Linked DNA regions of Homo sapiens: region 2 is linked to region 1. Evidence: chromatin loops called from intact Hi-C (ENCODE). Cell type or tissue: Caco-2. All regions are shown on one strand. Links, peaks and the distances in the headings refer to the core of each region. The heading gives the core; the rest is flanking DNA. Region 1 holds the start of LOC105373414 (a long non-coding RNA gene). Region 2 holds the start of LOC124907729 (a long non-coding RNA gene).

What was found. Peaks named below come from ENCODE experiments on the same cell type or tissue, not always from the same donor. Only the 100,000 strongest peaks of a DNase experiment are listed, where the experiment ranks them.
Region 2: it touches region 1 in a loop (9-fold over the local background); 1 of 110 quality-filtered maps calls a loop at or near these places.

What each region holds. Positions count from the first base shown.
Region 1 is chr2:9,101,627-9,104,545 of GRCh38, reverse strand. It overlaps LOC105373414 (a long non-coding RNA gene), which reads right to left and starts at 1,962. Exons shown (of 6, transcript NR_187861.1): 1 at 386-1,962; 2 at 1-267. RefSeq lists an enhancer at 1-92. In Caco-2, for the core only: no CTCF peak of the experiment used is centred there; DNase peaks (open chromatin) are centred at 475, 841 and 1,495.
Region 2 is chr2:9,024,523-9,027,441 of GRCh38, reverse strand. LOC124907729 (a long non-coding RNA gene) reads right to left here and starts at 1,334. Exons shown (of 2, transcript XR_007086200.1): 1 at 1,255-1,334. In Caco-2, for the core only: no CTCF peak of the experiment used is centred there; a DNase peak (open chromatin) is centred at 1,481.

The DNA.
Region 1 (2,919 bases), core at 263-2,762:
TTCGTGTGGTTTTACCGCCAAATGAATTTCTCCTGGTCATTGTTGGGGCTCCAAGAGAATGACCTTCTTTTCCATGTCCCGCACCTCAGTCTCCTCCAAAGCTGAAGACTCTGGAATTGCGACCCATGCACTTTGTAAACTGTAAAGTGTCACATGGGTGTCAGTTTCAATTACTATTCCCCTGCTCTTATCGGAATTACTTCTCAATTCTTTGTGCTGCATACCCGTGGAATTGCGTGATGGTTTAAGACACCATAAAATAGTACACTAAAGTAAGAGAAAGACAGAAATATGAAATGACAATACTAAAGGTAAAATATTTTAGAAAGTTGCTACCTGTGCAGTGCTAAGTGACTCGCTGCCTGGAGGGCTTCTTGTGACATACCTGTATTTAGGTTTCGTGACTTGTCATTTGTTCACTCCTTCCACAAGCGTTTGTTGAGTGTTGCGAGGGGCGGGGCAGAGTCAGGCCCCAGGGTAGGGTAGTCAGACCCAGAACAGGCCACTCAGCCTCAGTAGACAGAGAGACCAGGGGTTACCTGTGGTCAATCAGGGAGGGGACAGGCGCTGTCTTCCCTCTCCCTATTTTCTAAATTAGTGCATCCACTTCCTGTGGCTTTTCCACCTCGCTCCCGTGAGTTTAAATGTGCTGAAAGCTCAGGCCCGGTCTCTAATTTTCAGGTCCTGATGGATTTTCAACAATAAGCTGAAAGGCTCTTTCAGATTCCAATTTCTTAGTGAGAAAAAAAGCCAAAGCCAAACAATTCCTAAAATGGCAAAAACCAGTTCTCCCAGTGCCCCAGCGGGCCTGCTGGGCCGTTCACCTTTGCTTTCAAACATCCAGTTCCGAGGCAGACGCGAAACCCTGCACCCTCCAGCTTGGCTCCCTCAGGCCTGGACCCCCCCTGACACCCACATGAAAGAGGAAAAGAGGCGCTTCCCCATCTCTGCACAGCTCACCATCAGAGATCCGAGCTGCTCGGCCCTCTCCCCTCACCCTGGGCTCCCCTTTTTGCCCTGTTCCAAAGCTTCCCGCCTTCGATCTCATAAGGCGGCCACCTGGCCCCTCAGCCCCATGTGTGGCTTTGACCTTCACTCGCTCCTTGGTCACAGTCCCAGGCTCCATCTGGTTTGAGCTGACCTGTGTGAATGCCCCACCCAGCGAGTGGCTCGCCCAGTCATGTGTCACCCCATGCCTGCCTGCTGGGCAAGTGATACCAGCTCAAACGCGGGCAGACCTGTCTGCTTTTCTTGTGGTTCTCTCTGCTCAGCACTGGCCTGCTTCCTGTGGGCAGCATCACTCTCCTTCATGAGTGCCCATCCCTGGGCTGCTCTCACTGGACGATAGAGTGCAGGCTTCTGCTGTAACCACTGAATTCCACCTCCGTTTCCAACCGGCCGTGTTGACTATTCCCAGAAGTTTCCCCAAATGAACTCTGACCGCATCAAAGGGAGTTTACAAAACAGGGTCAAAGCTTCATACGCCTTGGGTCTTTCTTGTCACACTCAACTAAAACAGAGTCCAGAGGTTGCGGGTAAAGCGCTTGAGGCACAAGACGTTCCTTCAAGCATACGATTCTCTGCAGACCTGGCTGCTGGAACTGCCAGGTGTAACCTGAAACCAGTTTTATCTAACAGCCACTGGAACAACCTGCTGAAATCTAACACCATCACCCACAAATCAGTGTTCGCCAGCATCCCCAAAACCTTACTAGTGCCAAGGAACTTTATTTCAAAACAATACACAGCATTTCTCCTCTTCATAAAACCTCCAAACTTCTCTGTTCTTTGGACATACGAGAGGCCACCGTTCTGTGTCTATCCCCCGAACTGCAGTTGTTGCTTCCCAAATAAAACATGTTAAACTCAGAGATTTATCTCTATGTTTTATTTAACTTCAAAACGGTAATGTAGTCTTGCTGCAGCGTCAATGACACACTAGTGAAATATTAGTGTCCGTGTTTTCACAGCCTCCTTTCGATAATGATATTAGCTAGCATCTATGGATGCTTACTCCAAATCAGGCAGGGAGATATTTTACCTGCATGATATCATGGAAGTCTCATAAGAACCCTTCTGAGGGAGATTCTGTGATTATCTTTTCTTTACATGTGAGAAAACAGAGGCCTAAAGAGGTTTGGTTAATTACCCAGAATCACACTGCTTGTAAGTGAGAATGTCTGGATGCGGCCCGGGAGGTCAGCCCCTGCCGTGCTGTGGGCCACTGTCTTAATCTGTTTCATTTCCGGCACTTTTTCTCCTTGAAGTAAACTTGCTAGGCCCTGTCTTCATGGTACCCTCTACAGGGGCAATTCATCGAGGTCTTTGATGGCTTAACACCAAGTAAGAACTAGTGGGGAGTGAAAGGAGGCAGCCCCGTCCTGGGGAATTTGAGTGGCGCTGGGTAAGAGGAGGGCTTGGGAGCCCTTCAGATCCTCTGCATCAGTGACTGTCTTTCTGTTCTGCCCTCTGAAGGCTGGTAATGATTAGATTCTCTGGAAACAAACGGAGTGGCATGAATCTGGATCCTGTCTCATCTCTGACATGTATCACCTGTGGAGCATTGGAAAATTACCTCTTCACTCTGGGCCTCAGTTTTCTCATCTGCCAAATGGCATGATAATTTGTACATGGGTCATTGTAAGGATACAAATACAATACATTGTGAGAATAATACATTGTAAGGTTAAATGAGACGAACAGAGTGAGAGCGCTCAGTGGACTATAATGTACTGAGTGAATGTCACGAGGATAATTCTTTGTTATTGGGAGATTCATGTGAGGATACTGTTTAAGATGCGATCTCACGGTTGCCCCTTGCCCTTGGCATTTCTCTATGTACTTGGCACCGTTAGGAGCTGCAGGTAGGCCAGAGTGTGATCATTACCTCCCCAAAGGGAATGAGCAGAGCAGGGTAGA
Region 2 (2,919 bases), core at 169-2,668, 77 kb after region 1:
GTTGGCCAGTCTGGTCTCGAGCTCCTGACCTCAGGTGATCCGCCCACTTTGGCTTCCCATATTGCTGGGATTACAGGTGTGAGCCACAGTGCTGGCCTAAAACTTGATTTTTGACATCCAGCTTGAAATGCTTCCATGACACTTTGGAAATAGGTGCAGCACTGACCCCATTTGTGAGCAAATGTGTTCACCAGAACATGAAATATTGGCAGAAGGCAAGATCACAGCCATGTCATGAGCAGATAGGCGAGCACATTTCAAAATAAGGAAATCTCCTTGACGGGCAGAGTGCCATGGAGTCCCTATCGTGTTGTAAGTTACATAGATGTTTGGGGATGGACAGGGATAAGGTGAGTCAGTGTGGTACGAGGGGAGATTGAAAGAGGAGGCTGCCCTCAGCCACGTCCTAAACCAAAGGGTTTCCCCAGAACATGATTCACATTAGAAAAGGACCCCAAATTCAAAAAGGACTGGGAAACCCTGGATAAATAGTAGGGCTCTCAAGATACTAAAGACTGAAAGTAAAGAAACCCTTCTGGCTCTGTTAAACCCATACTTTCCTGAGTATACAGACCACAGAACACTTTTTGGTGCAATAAGTAGAAAACCCGCACCAAATACCCGCTTGCAGGCACTTCCTGCCCCACTGCAATTTGGTCAGATGATTGTCCTTCTCCTGGACCTTGATCCTGATGGTTACAGTCCTTGTAATTAACACACATTACTTCTACCTCTACCTCCAAATGAACTACCATTTTAACCATTTTTTGTTTTCTTGTTAGACCAGAATCCTTTCTCTTTGAGTCTCAGGTATATTCTAATTGTCATCAGTTCCACTAATCTGCATAGCTATGACTTTATAGATATTATTTCTTATGGCAATAGAGCATCGATTTTATTTCTTGGAGCAGTGCTGTCCAGTAGAATTTCCCATGATGACGAAAATGGAAATCTCTCCCCTCTCTCTCTCCGCTGTATCCAGTACTCTAGCACTAGCCATGGGGAACTATTGAGCACTTTATGTGGCTAGTGCAACTGAATCTTAGTAGAATGGATTTTTTTATTTTAATCAATTTGAATTTCGATAGCCACATGTGGGTAATCACTCTCATATTGGAAAATGTAATTGTTGGGAAAACTCCCTGCCAGAACAGAAAACTGCCCTCTTTAAGCAGAGAGCAAGCTCAGACCAAAGAAAGACGTAGACCACTCCGGTCTGGGAGGTCGTCAAAGATTTATTCAGGGGGAACTTACATGTGAGGCAGTCCAGGGTGGCAGCAAGACAAGGCAGATCTTGCAATGCATGCTGTCTGTTCTCTTACACCATGAAAAGAAAAGGGAAAGGGGAAAAAAGTCACTGATGGTGTGTCAAACCTTGTGGCTGTTTTCCTAATCTATTTACTTTCTACTTAAAGGGATTGTTTGAGTTCCCTACAATCTGGACAACATTCCTAAACAGGGCTGTTTCAGGGGGAAGCAGTTATCTTGTTCCACCGGTTGCTCTATCCTACAACTCACACTGTGGCCACATACCCAGAATACATTTTCACAACAGCAATCTTAGTGGATCCTGTATACGTACGTATCTGATCCAGGAGAGAAACAAGATAATAGTTAGAAGTCACGTGAATCAGATAAAGCCACAATAACCCCTACAAGGCACAAAACATTGCTCATCACCAATCATCTCTTCAAAATACATCATGTTGAATATTCTCTTGATGTACCATTTGTATAATTTTAAACAACAAGAGCATAGATAATTTTTTGTATAATATAGCGTATAATATAGAGAAAAAGCACTATTGGAGTATAATAAATGAAACCACTTATTGGAAAAGCTAATATTAATTAGACTAAAGATAATTTTTGGAAAGATACACTTTAAATAATGATGGAAAGGTTGGAAATAACCTCCAGGGATATTCAATGTGGATCCACTCTGATGTAAAATTGACTTTCAAATGTTCCAGTGGAAAAAGCCAAATCTGAAAAATAAGAAATCTATATGACCAAAGTATTTTCGTGTGTCTATGGCCAATTCCAGAGTGGAGGGGGCAGCCTCCCCTCTGGTGAGAGTGCAATGCAGACGCCTCAGTGTTCACGAAAGGGTGCTCTGCTGCTTACGTATCTGGCAATGGGAGCATGTGGCTTTCCCTTCAGTTACAATATTGGTTATCTGACCTTCAGCTACATGTTAGAGACTCAACTTATGAACTGTCTGAATATAGCTCATTTCAAAACTCCAGCTGAGACAAATGTCATTTGCCAAGGACCCTGTTCCTTGAAGTTCCCTGAGTTTTAGCCCTGTGTCAAGATGAGTCTCTAGAAAGCTTGGACCCAACCTGTATTCCCTTCATCACAGAAGAAAAACTTCGCAGCATGGCTCAGCTTCATAAGAAACAGTCACGAGTAGAACTTTTGGGCCATTCTTGTGAGACTGGGGGGACACTGTCCGGCGTGCTACTTACTAAATCCACCCACTTGAGAAGTTGCTCACAGACAGGAGAGCCAGAAAACAATTGTTTCATGATGGACTGGAGTGTTTCATTTTCTAAGACACTGAAAAATATGTAATCAGTGTGTTTCCCTCTTTGTCTTCATCCCCAAGAAACTCAGAGCCAATTATGTGCTTATTTGCAGATTTTCTCAGCCCAAGATTTATTTATTTATTTATTTATTTATTTATTTATTTATTTATTTCTTCTTCTTCTTTTTAACAAGGCCTTTTTTTTTTCACTTCCAACATCTGGAGAAAACACATAAGGAAATGTTAATAAATAGTTACAGGAATTGATAACATTGAAATATATGTACTTCCTTATAGAGGGAAAAATAATCAGAAAAGATAGAATCTTTTAAATCAGTTTTACACAAAGAATACCAAAAAATTTAATCATAAAAACAATCTCATTTAAG